Linked DNA regions of Homo sapiens: region 2 is linked to region 1. Evidence: chromatin loops called from intact Hi-C (ENCODE). Cell type or tissue: CD14-positive monocyte. All regions are shown on one strand. Each heading gives the region's core, and the rest is flanking DNA. Links, peaks and the distances in the headings are about the cores only. Region 1 overlaps DNAJC13 (DnaJ heat shock protein family (Hsp40) member C13). Region 2 overlaps ACP3 (acid phosphatase 3).

What was found. A loop is a pair of places that touch in the nucleus more often than their neighbours do. Peaks named below come from ENCODE experiments on the same cell type or tissue, not always from the same donor. Only the 100,000 strongest peaks of a DNase experiment are listed, where the experiment ranks them.
Region 2: it touches region 1 in a loop (4-fold over the local background); 9 of 110 quality-filtered maps call a loop at or near these places.

What each region holds. Positions count from the first base shown.
Region 1 is chr3:132,502,216-132,507,569 of GRCh38, reverse strand. It overlaps DNAJC13 (DnaJ heat shock protein family (Hsp40) member C13), which reads right to left. Exons shown (of 56, transcript NM_015268.4): 40 at 5,102-5,281; 41 at 4,189-4,356; 42 at 2,155-2,268; 43 at 217-333. Among named protein-coding and RNA genes, the nearest start is that of DNAJC13, 87 kb to the right of the region's middle. In CD14-positive monocyte, for the core only: no CTCF peak of the experiment used is centred there; no DNase peak of the experiment used is centred there.
Region 2 is chr3:132,350,208-132,355,594 of GRCh38, reverse strand. It overlaps ACP3 (acid phosphatase 3), which reads right to left. Exons shown (of 10, transcript NM_001099.5): 9 at 2,772-2,875. Among named protein-coding and RNA genes, the nearest start is that of ACP3, 35 kb to the right of the region's middle. In CD14-positive monocyte, for the core only: CTCF peaks have their summits at 2,649 and 2,849 (motif pointing left); a DNase peak (open chromatin) is centred at 2,824; H3K27ac peaks cover 2,058 bases.

The DNA.
Region 1 (5,354 bases), core at 1-5,000:
AGACATGAAGTGAACACATGCTATTGGAAAAATGGTGCCAATAGGCTTGCTTGGCACAGGGTTGCCAAAAACCTTTGATTTGTTAAAAAAAAAAAAGCAGCACAGTAAAGAAAGTGCAATAAAATGAAGTGTGCCTCTATAAAGTGTGAATAAACTAGTAACTTTCAGTAACAAATGATCAAAGGTATCAGGTAAAATTAAAAGCAGAGAGCTTACCTCCAGTTGGAAAGTAGGAACTTCATTATACACCCTAACAAAAATCTCCCCTACAATAAGTTCTTTGGCATGATCACTGTAGACAAATTCTGATCCATAAGTTTTGTCACAATCACCCTTTTTAAAAGATGAAAAAATAGACTGTTAGATGTAAATCTATCCATGTTCAGTTTAATAACTTAACAGATAAATAACTTGAGAGATCTATGCATATTCTAGAGAAAAAATGTGGTGTGATACATGTCACAGCACTTAAAAAGACTTTGGAATAGGCATACAATTACATTATAATTTTTTATCCCAAATATTACTATTATTAACTCATTTTAAAATTTCAAAGGATCAGAGGTCAGCTAACAAAGGTCTTAGAGCCAGAGTTTATAAAGCAAGTATGACGCTTTATTCTTCTCAATCAACTCAGCAGACATCAGACCTAGTAAGACGTAGGATGACAGAGCTGAGAAATGAGCATATTTGGACTGGGTTTTAAAAAGTAATACACTAGGCCGGGCACGGTGGCTCATGCCTGTAATCCCAGCACTTAGGGAGGCCGAGGCGGGTGGATCATGAGGTCAAGAGATCGAGACCATCTTGGCCAACATGGTGAAACCCTGTTTCTACTAAAAATACAAAAAGTGGCTGGGCGTGGTGATACATGCCTGTAGTCCCAGCTACTTGGGAGGCTGAGGCAGGAGAATCACTTGAACCTGGGAGGCAGAGGCTGCAGTGGGCCGAGATCATGCCACTGCATTCCAGCCTGGCAACAGAGTGAGACTCAATCTCAAAAAAAAAAAAAAAAAAAAAAAAAAAAAGTAATACACTGAACAAAAGTGCTAAAAAATAGAGGAGGAATGGGAGAAAAACAGTCCCATGAAGATTAAGACTGAAACCAAAACGAATTTAGATTGGACTAAAATAACATGTAAAAGTATAGAATAAATTATAAAATGCTAAACAAAGAGATGTTATTATGTCTATTCTGGTAAAAGATAATGTACAGAAGGCCGGGCGCGGTGACTCAGGCCTGTAATCCCAGAACTGTGGGAGGCTGAGGCGGGCGGATCACCTGAGGTCAGGAGTTCGAGACCAGCCTGACCAACATGGAGAAACCCCATCTCTACTAAAAATACAAAATTAGCCAGGCATGGTGGTGCATGCCTGTAATCCCAGCTACTCGAGAAGCTGAGGCAGGAGAATCACTTGAACCCAGGAGGTGGAGGTTGCGACGAGCCGAGATCATGCCATTGCACTCCAGCCTGAGCCAACAAGAGCAAAATTCCATCTCAAAAAAAAAAAAAAAAAAAAAAAGATAATGTACAGACATGTAAGACCCGTTCTCCCTAGCTCTGCAATTCTCAAAAATTTTATCTATAAAGAGTTCTAGATGACTAACATGGAATGAGCTCAAAAACGCTAAATAACTGAGATGTTACAGTAATAGTTACTCTAATTTCCAAAGCCACACACATAATTATCTTCAAAATCATCAAGACTCAACCATCTAGTGTATGGATTATCCAGGTCTTCTCCTTATTGCCCATCCTACTGCCTTTTGTTTTTTTTTCACGGCTCAGTAATAGCTTCTCCACTAAAAGGTGGCAGGGTAGAAAAAATGTTCAGTCTTGATACTGGAAAGCACCTTTCACTTACTAGCGAAAAGAGGCTGAAGTGAACAACTAAAATAAGGTTTCTGGGTTCAAAAACTGGTTAAAATAGAAGACAGCTGTATATAAGTGGTAACAACAATAAAAATTCCTAATGTATTACTACATACAACACAATGCTCTTCTTAAATGGGCCAAATATTAGGTGGCAGAAAGCCATACTGACTGACACTAAAGTGAGAAGTAGTGGATTTCTGTTCTAATCAATACTGCTGTACTTCCAGAGATTCCATCAGAATAAATTACCCAAGAAATTTATAAAACAATAACATACTTTTTTAATCATGTTTTCTTGTTGGGATTCAAGAAATTCAAGTAATTCTGCTCTTGTAGAATTGTTCCATATCAAATATGGACTTTCTGTGTTGCTGTTAAGCATCTTCAAAATCTAGGAGACAATATTACCGTTTTATAACATTTAGTGAAAAAACTTATTGACATTATCACTTATTAAAAATGTCTATTATAGGCCAAACACTATAATAGTTGCCTATAGTATAATGGACCTCAATAATAAGTATCTCAATAATTCTAACAAGTTTATTGATATAATCCATTTTACAGCTGAGAAAAACTAAGACTGCAAATCATTAAATTATTTGTCCCAGATCTTACAACTGGTAACTGGTGAAACTAGGATTTGAAATTGAGTCTGACTTCAACATTCTCAAAATCTGCTGTGCCATGGTGAAATTCAATATTTTGAAAGTACTTAATAAACACACTGTGACTATAAGCTTGAAAAGAATCACAACATAATACCTTTATGTACATGTATTTGAAAACAAAACCTAAGTCTTTAAGAAGCATACCTGTATGAAGGAAAATAAAATTTATGGGGAGAAAGTCAGATTTTCCTGACCACACCCTGATATTGAAGGCTGTGTAGTCCTTCTGCAGGCATAGATTATGACTGCTTAGGCATCTGGTGTGCTTTCCTATTGTTGAGCTCTCCTCAATTTTAAATGTAAACACAGATATTTCACAATTCCTTAAATGTCTGAATAAAAATCTTTTATTTTTACAGAGGTCTACTGCTAATAGGAAAACAGAGGACTATGACCTCCATCTTATACAAAGACATGCAAGCCTTGTTTTCAAAAGGCTAACTTCTAGTTAAGCATTTTATTGAATCCAGTTGGAGCTCATGCCAACATTTAATTTTGAAATGCTATAAAAAATTTTTAGTGGGGGTGGCTATAAAGGTTAATCCCAAACTTGTTGGCATTTCTGAAGAGAATGCTTTCAGTCAGCAAAATGTATCACATTGGTGAGCAAAAAGTCCAGGAAAATAACTAACATCAGGAGTGGTCCCTGGTCGTCTAGTGTTTTAGGAAAAATAGTAAAAACAAAAACAAAATTAAAAAAAAAAAAAAAAACCAGTAGCATCTAGAGCTCCTGCCTTTCACACATGGGAACTGAAAAGCATGGCAAGCACTGAAAATTGGACTCAATCACATTGGATTAAAAACAAATAACCTGTTTAAAAGTTGTAAAAATACTTTGGAAACCTGAGGATTTTTTCACTTACAAAAGTCACAGTTCATCCTTAGCGAAAACAAAAGAAAAACTGCCTATAATTATGCCATTCAGGAATAATTACAGTTAACATATGGGTACAAATCTATCAATCCATTTATTTTGTTATACCAAAAATAGGATCTAGTGTCTTCATTTATTTTAATGTCTTTTAGTACTCTTTTTTTTTTTATAATTAAAGGATAATAGTAACCTGTTTAACTGATTTCTATAGTTTATCAAATTCTTTAGTGCTACATTCTCAGATTATTTCTCAATAATCCTTGCAAAAGAAGTTAAAGAGGTTGGGAGATCTATCATGTCATACTGATTTTTGTAATGCATCTATGTATGTACATAGATACATATACATGTATATGTGCATGTATGTATTTACTTTCAGGATTTTAACCCTGTGTCTGAATAAGCTATGGCTTACAATAAATAGCTTGAAATAGACTCTGGGTCTCCTGTCTCCCAGTAGTCTGCCATTGTGAAACACCATTCCAACTTCACTCTCTCGTCCTGTCCCTTTGTGACTCAAGGTTGGTAAGAATTATGATAGGCTCCACAGCTGAGAAACAAAGTTAATTTGCCCTTGCAAAAACTGGACTTGTAGAACTGACATCATTAGCATCAATCCATTATAAAGTGAATTTCTTGCTTGAGAGAACAAACATGTGAACGTTCTTAATTTTTAGGTTCCCTAGATCAATATTATTGTACTACTTTACTGCTTAAAGGATCTTGCACTATTGATTAAAACCCAGGCTACCTGTGAAGCACATACCTCAGTCACACTAGCCACAGCAAGTTTTCTAGCAACATAGGGTGTCAGCATGCCAGCTAAGCTTTTCCTTATGGTTGGATTTTCTGGAGTTGCTTGTTCTTCAGCCAAATACCCTCCAAGGCGACTCAGAGCATGGACACTCAGTTTGGCAAGGCTGTTTGCTACCTCCTGTTATAAAAAAAATTAAGTTGTTAAAGTAGATCTGTTATCTTACATAGGTAATACTATAATTTTACAGAATCACACTATATGGAACATATTTAAGGAGTAAAAAGTCAACCAACAAAAGGGTACAAGAGTACCTACCACTGAGGTAAACATCAGAAAGTTTATGTGTTGGGGCTTGTTTTTTATTTATAAGAAGGACCAGGAGAATCTATGTACTAACTTATACCCAATGCAGTATATCTCACAGACAACTGGAAGAAGCACATTTGGTGGTAATGTGGGGAGTAGGGGATAGGTAGGCAGCCCTGCCTGCTAGAAGCACACATTTACAATATGAGCAATAAATGAGAGCACATAGAAGAGACAGAAAAATATCTATAAAAATCAGACAAGTACTCAAGTGTTTAGGGGAGCTAGCCTCAACTGCCTGATGGTAACATTATATTGTCCTGTGTTACACAACCATAATTTTGCCATCATAAAGTTGACTCTGAGTAATTAAGAAATTATTAAATTATGTCCAGTATATGCTATTGCAAATTCCCTTGCCTGGAATCCTTTAAGCATAAGCAATTACAACTAAAAGTTTTGTAAGTAAGTGATTAGGTTTAAAAAGCAAAAAACCTAATTTTCCTGAAAAACAATTTATCTCTGGGGACTCTGGATAGCAGCTTTGGTTTGGATTAGTTTAACACCAACCTAAGGTTTGGGTTCAAATTCAATATTAAAGCAATGTTAAAGTTACCTGCTGGTTTGTTTCTTCACTTTTCTGAATGCCACTCTCTTCTAGTGTGTAGTCATAATTAAACAGAAAACCAAGGAGATACCACAAAATTCCAGCCTGAAATAGGTGTGTCTGTAGCCAGAAATCCACAGCAAAAGAACTGACACATTCTACCCCAAGAGCAGCTACGCGGGGAATACTCTGAGAGAATAAAAATGAGAGCATTAGTTGTTACAGAGTTAAAAAAAAAAAAAAAAGCTCCCAAGAGGAACTG
Region 2 (5,387 bases), core at 271-5,270, 150 kb after region 1:
AGTTAGCCGAGATCACGCCACTACACTCTAGCCTGGGCAACAGAGCGAGACTCCATCTCAAAAATAAAATAAAATAAAATAAAAATAAAATAAAATAAAATAAAATAAGATAAAATAAAATAAGATGTCTATAAAACTTACAAAAACCTCCCTAATATGTATTATGAATGGGTACTTATATCTTGGAATAACTTTTTCAGTAACAGCATCTTCTGTCTTAAGATGATATGGCCTAGATGACCAATACTCCATCAAACTCTGTTATTCTCTTTCCATAGAATTGAATTATGGCTCAGAAGTGACCACATTGCCAAGACTACGTTGTACCTAGGTAGGACCAAGTCACTAATTTAGCCAGTAGAAAGTGAGCAGAAATGATATGTGTCCCCTTTAAAAGGCTGACGTGGTTGATAAGCGGGTTGCTGCCTCCACCCTTTCATTCCTTTCTACAAGCTGCCTGCAAGTGAGCACAGCACTCTTGAAACCGTAGGTCCAAAGAGGGAACCCTGGGTGCCTGAATCACCACGTGTGAATCACATCTATTAATGTACACCTGCATTGTACTGTTAGATAAGTGTGAAATTAATTTTCATTGGGTTAAGACTTCAAAAATCTGAGGTTCATCTATATAGAAGACAAAATTATCTTTTATTAGTGAATATATCTGGGAAACAATTTTAAAAGACTCAAAATTGGCTTTAGTGGTGAAGACACAAGCCAAAGATGAGTACAAAGAGTTTAGATAAAATCATTTTATAAAATGTAAAAGTGAAACAAAGCAATATTAACTTAATGAATTATTTTATATAGTCTATGATTTTAAATCTCTGTATCTAACCCAAAATTAAATCTTTTAAGAATATTTTTAGCTACCTTTTCTACAACCTGAAAAGTTTACGTATTTAAGATGGTTGAAAATCTAAAATACTCTCTCTTTCTGTCTCTCTCCGTATCTTCTCATAAGAAAATGTGAGATCACTTCACAGTCAGGATCACCTAATAAGCAGGCTTAGACAGAATTCGTTAACTCGAAGCCTCCTTGATCCTAATTTAAAAGCAATCACGTTTCACCTTTGATATTTCCCTGGAGTGCCAATAAAAAAAATCCTAATACAACAACAAATTGGACTTGACCTTTACGTGGCCCTTGGTTAATTTTTTCTGTATGTCACTGCCTTTCAGTTGAAAAAATACTCCACACTTGATTTGTAATATAGATTTAACTCAGGGTCGTAAAACAAGGCAATTCAGTGGGAGAAAATGCTTCTGTGCACTGAGAAAGCAAGCTCTGGACCACTGGGGTCCAGAAACCAGAGAACAGGGAGGTACGAGTAGAGTCAGTAGCTTCTCTTGTCTTATCCCAAAGGAGATGGTGCCTGCTCCTGAAGCTGATCCTGGAATTTGGTTGGATTTATTAACTCTGTGCCCAGAGCTGGCCTTCTGATGGGCAGACTTGTGCCGGGCTTGTTATTAAGAGAGGGTTTTATGTCTCTAGTCGTTTCATTCCCATTTTCTGTTCTATTTGGCCAGTCTCCATTTTGTGGGTCTTACCTCTCCATGCTGACTCTAGATATTTGAGAGCAAGGTTAACTAAGACCACATTTTAGTTCTAGTTCATTGTGCCTGACACTCAGTTAGAGGTTCAATAAAGAATGTATCTACCTGTCCCTAACTGTGCAGAACTCACTTCTTTGTAAGCAGTGAAGATATTGGTTGAGAATGAAGTCTCTGTGCTGTTACTTTCTTACTCTACAAATTCAGGGGCCAGAAAGCTACATCCAAGACTACAAAATTTGCAAGATGAAATACAGGGCCCATTGTTTAAACATTATTACAATTTAAAGATGGCCACAGCAGATCATTAAAACAAGCATGGGCTCTTTTGAGCCAGGTCCCCATGTAACTGCACAGTCAGGTTGGTGTGCAGCTATTGTGAATGCCTTGAGGGAAGGGCAAAATAGATCTCCCTGACTAATCCCAAAACAAACTCTGGGGTCACTGCCTTAACTCAGCCCTTTCCTTGCTCTTATTTCACTAATAATATCCCATGAAGTCTGGTGACTTGTTCCAAATACCTCCTTCTTCTCCTCCCAATGAGAATGTCGTTGTCACAGCAGATAAATATTTTTGGTATGACCTTGGTGTGATAATCAATTCTTCCCCAGTTTTTCCAGGACATTTCTGGTTTTAACAATGAAATTCACATGTTCTGAGAACACCAGATTTCATGGGTCAATTCTGGTGAACTGGGACATTTGGCTACGCTAACTTTGACCCTTCTAATGGGTTCAAGCTAAGCTGTGGTCATCTGGGGAGGGCCACACCAGGTCACACAGAGGTAGACACCAGTTAGAAATTGTACTTTAAGAATCTTGACTTGTGGATATGAATCATCAGAAGCTGAATGAATATGTTTGAATTCTTTAATTGAAAAAATATTATTATATAACCATCAAGAAATTTTTCTCTTGCCAAGTATATATACAATACATGCCTACTTCTTAGAATACCTTAATTTTTTTAAAAATGTAATTTCTGTTACATAGGCTATTTCCCAATTTTTTCATCTACTGTGTATATTATTTTCCAGTAAAAGTCTTCATGAAAAAGAAAAAAGAGACATGACTAGCAAAGATCTTGTTACCACCATTCTTCCCTCTGAATATAAAACCAAATCAAAGACAAACAGGCACACAACCCTTAACCCAAAATAATAATAATGAAACCCAAGGTCCAGTGATACTGATTTTGAAAAGCACTTAGTCACTTACCCCTTCTCAAAGTACAATTCCGTCAAGTGGCAAGAAGCATAGGGAGGAAGGAGTCCGTTGTAAACATCTAGCGCCATCTGTAGGCCACTCACAGTAGTGTCATGCTACAGAGATTGAAATCAATTTTATCGCCTGTTCAGATTCACATTCAATAGGTATGAAGCACTTGTACAGCACCATGATGGCTTCTGATTCAATTAAATTTCCCATACGCCCACAATGACTTAATAAGTAGAGAAGGAAAGATTTTGGTTGAGCATTAGCGGTGTGCTAGGCAGTATGATTTAGATATGTATCATTATTTTCATTTAAAAGATGAAGAAATTGGCTGGGCGTGGTAGCTCATGCCTGTAATCCCAGCACTTTGGGAGCCCGAGGCAGGTGGATCACTTGAGGTCAGGAGTTCGAGACCAGCATGACCAACATGGTGAAACCCCATCCCTACTAAAAAAAAAAAAAAAAGCTGGGTGTGGTGGCATGGGCCTGTAAATCCAGCTACTTGGGAGGCTGAGGCAGGAGAATCGCTTGAACCCGGGAGGCAGAGGTTGCAGTGAGCCAAGATCGTGCCACTGCACTCAGAAGGTGACAGAGCGGGACTCCATCTCGATAAAATAAAATAATTTTAAAAATAATAATAAAAGATGAAGAAATTGAGACCCAGGGAAATTAAGCAACTTGCTTAATGTCATATAACCCCAAATGGAAGAAAGTAAATTTGAATCAAGCCTCCTTAAGTGCTGTGCCTTTTTGAAATATTTTGAAACACATTAATGCTAGATTATATTTTTCTATAGATTAGCATCATCTGTGATTTAAAGTTGTGGAAGAATATATGAGGTTTAAATGTTTAGGGAAGATAAAATACAAGGAAGTATAGGATGCAATTTAAAATAATTGTAAAGCTAAATGTTTACCCCAGAGTGGCTGGAAGGTATAGGGGAGTGGTTTTCAACCCCCTTTCTGCCACTGATTAGCTATCTAATCTTAGGCAGTCCTCAACTTCCATATCTGCAAAATTGGGATAACATTTGGCTGCCTAAACTGTATGGCAGCGTGCACATATTCAAAAGGCGTTAGAAGTAATCTAATAGAGAAAAAAAAAAAGGAGCTACGGATATGACATGCTGGAAGTCACACCACAAGTTAAAACTAGAAATCAGATTAGACACTACGAAAATTGGCAGAAATGACTAATTTCAGGCCTATCTCTCTCCAGGAAGCACTCTGCTCCTGCCCAGGCCTATTTCCCTAGTCTATACCATTTAGGGCTCCTGATAATAAACAAACTTCCTGGCATCTTCAGTCACCTCTTTCACCTTCTTGCATGAATGAAAACATGACTTTCTTTCTCCAGCCACAGCTGAGAAACCTTTTGTCATGGAGATGTGAGTGAAAGGAGTCAGCATGCTATGTCCTGTTTCCCTGCTCATCCCAGACTCCATGGGCAGCTATTTGAATGTATAATACAATTGCAGAATTTTCCCCAAACACTGTGTCTCTCCTTGGCGTCTCAGACTCTTCTCTCCCTGGCTTCTCCAAGATGAAAGCCTTTTCTAAGATCTCTTGCTCTCTTTTCTTTCTACTCCCAAATGTAGCTCCAACTTTGAGTTGCAGTCCTTCTTCCCTTTCCTCCTTCTATTCTCTTTGCCATCTGAAGTTTTCTGCTGGGATGCCCCTGTGGCATTTCAAACCCATTGCCTAATCAGTACATTTGCCTGGCCCAAGACCACCTCCTTCCTGCCACTGAAAACTGAAATCTTGACTTCATCTGGGGCTTCACCTTCCACATCATTGTCTTCCACCCACTTCCAATTCATCACTGAGAATGCACACTCAGCTTTTCTTGTAACCTGGCTCACTTCTTTTCCTCTCCTGCCGCTGCCCTAATTTTAGGCCATATCCCCATTTTTCTAGACTATCACAAAAGCTTTCTACACCATATCCTGTTCCCAACATCCAGTTATTCTATAAAATAATTAATTTCCAAAATGCTGCTCCTATCCTGTCACTCCTGCCCTGCCTTCCCTGAGCAAACACTGACAGGGGGGTTCTCCCTTGCTTCCTTGCTTCTTTCTACAATTAAACAAAGAAGCAGCAGGACAACATGGCCCTTCAGCTGCCATCCAGCATAAACTTCTGACACTCCATATCAGGGCTATCTAAAAAACCTTCCATGATGATGGAGATGTTGTATATCTGTGCTCTCCAATTCAGTAGCCACTGGCTATATATGGCTATTGAACACCTGAAATGTGGCTAATACAACCGAGGGACTTAATTTTTCATTCTACTTAATCATAATTAATTTAAATGTAAGTAGCTACTTCTGGCTACTAGGTTCCATATTGAGCAGCACAGTTAACATCCACTAATTTGGTACCACTTTTTGGACACAACATTCCTGGCCTTCCACTTCTGTCCTAATAATTTACTTTATTTGTCCTACACACTAGTGAGGAGCACTTACTAACCCCTTTCATTTTGATGTGTTGGATGTGCTGCCTTGTCTAGGAAGCCTTTCTGCTTCTCTTCTCCACCCTCTTGGAACAGAAGGGATGGCTAGATTTTCTGAGGTGCCATAGCACTTGCCTGCATGGTATTTCCATCCCATTTTGT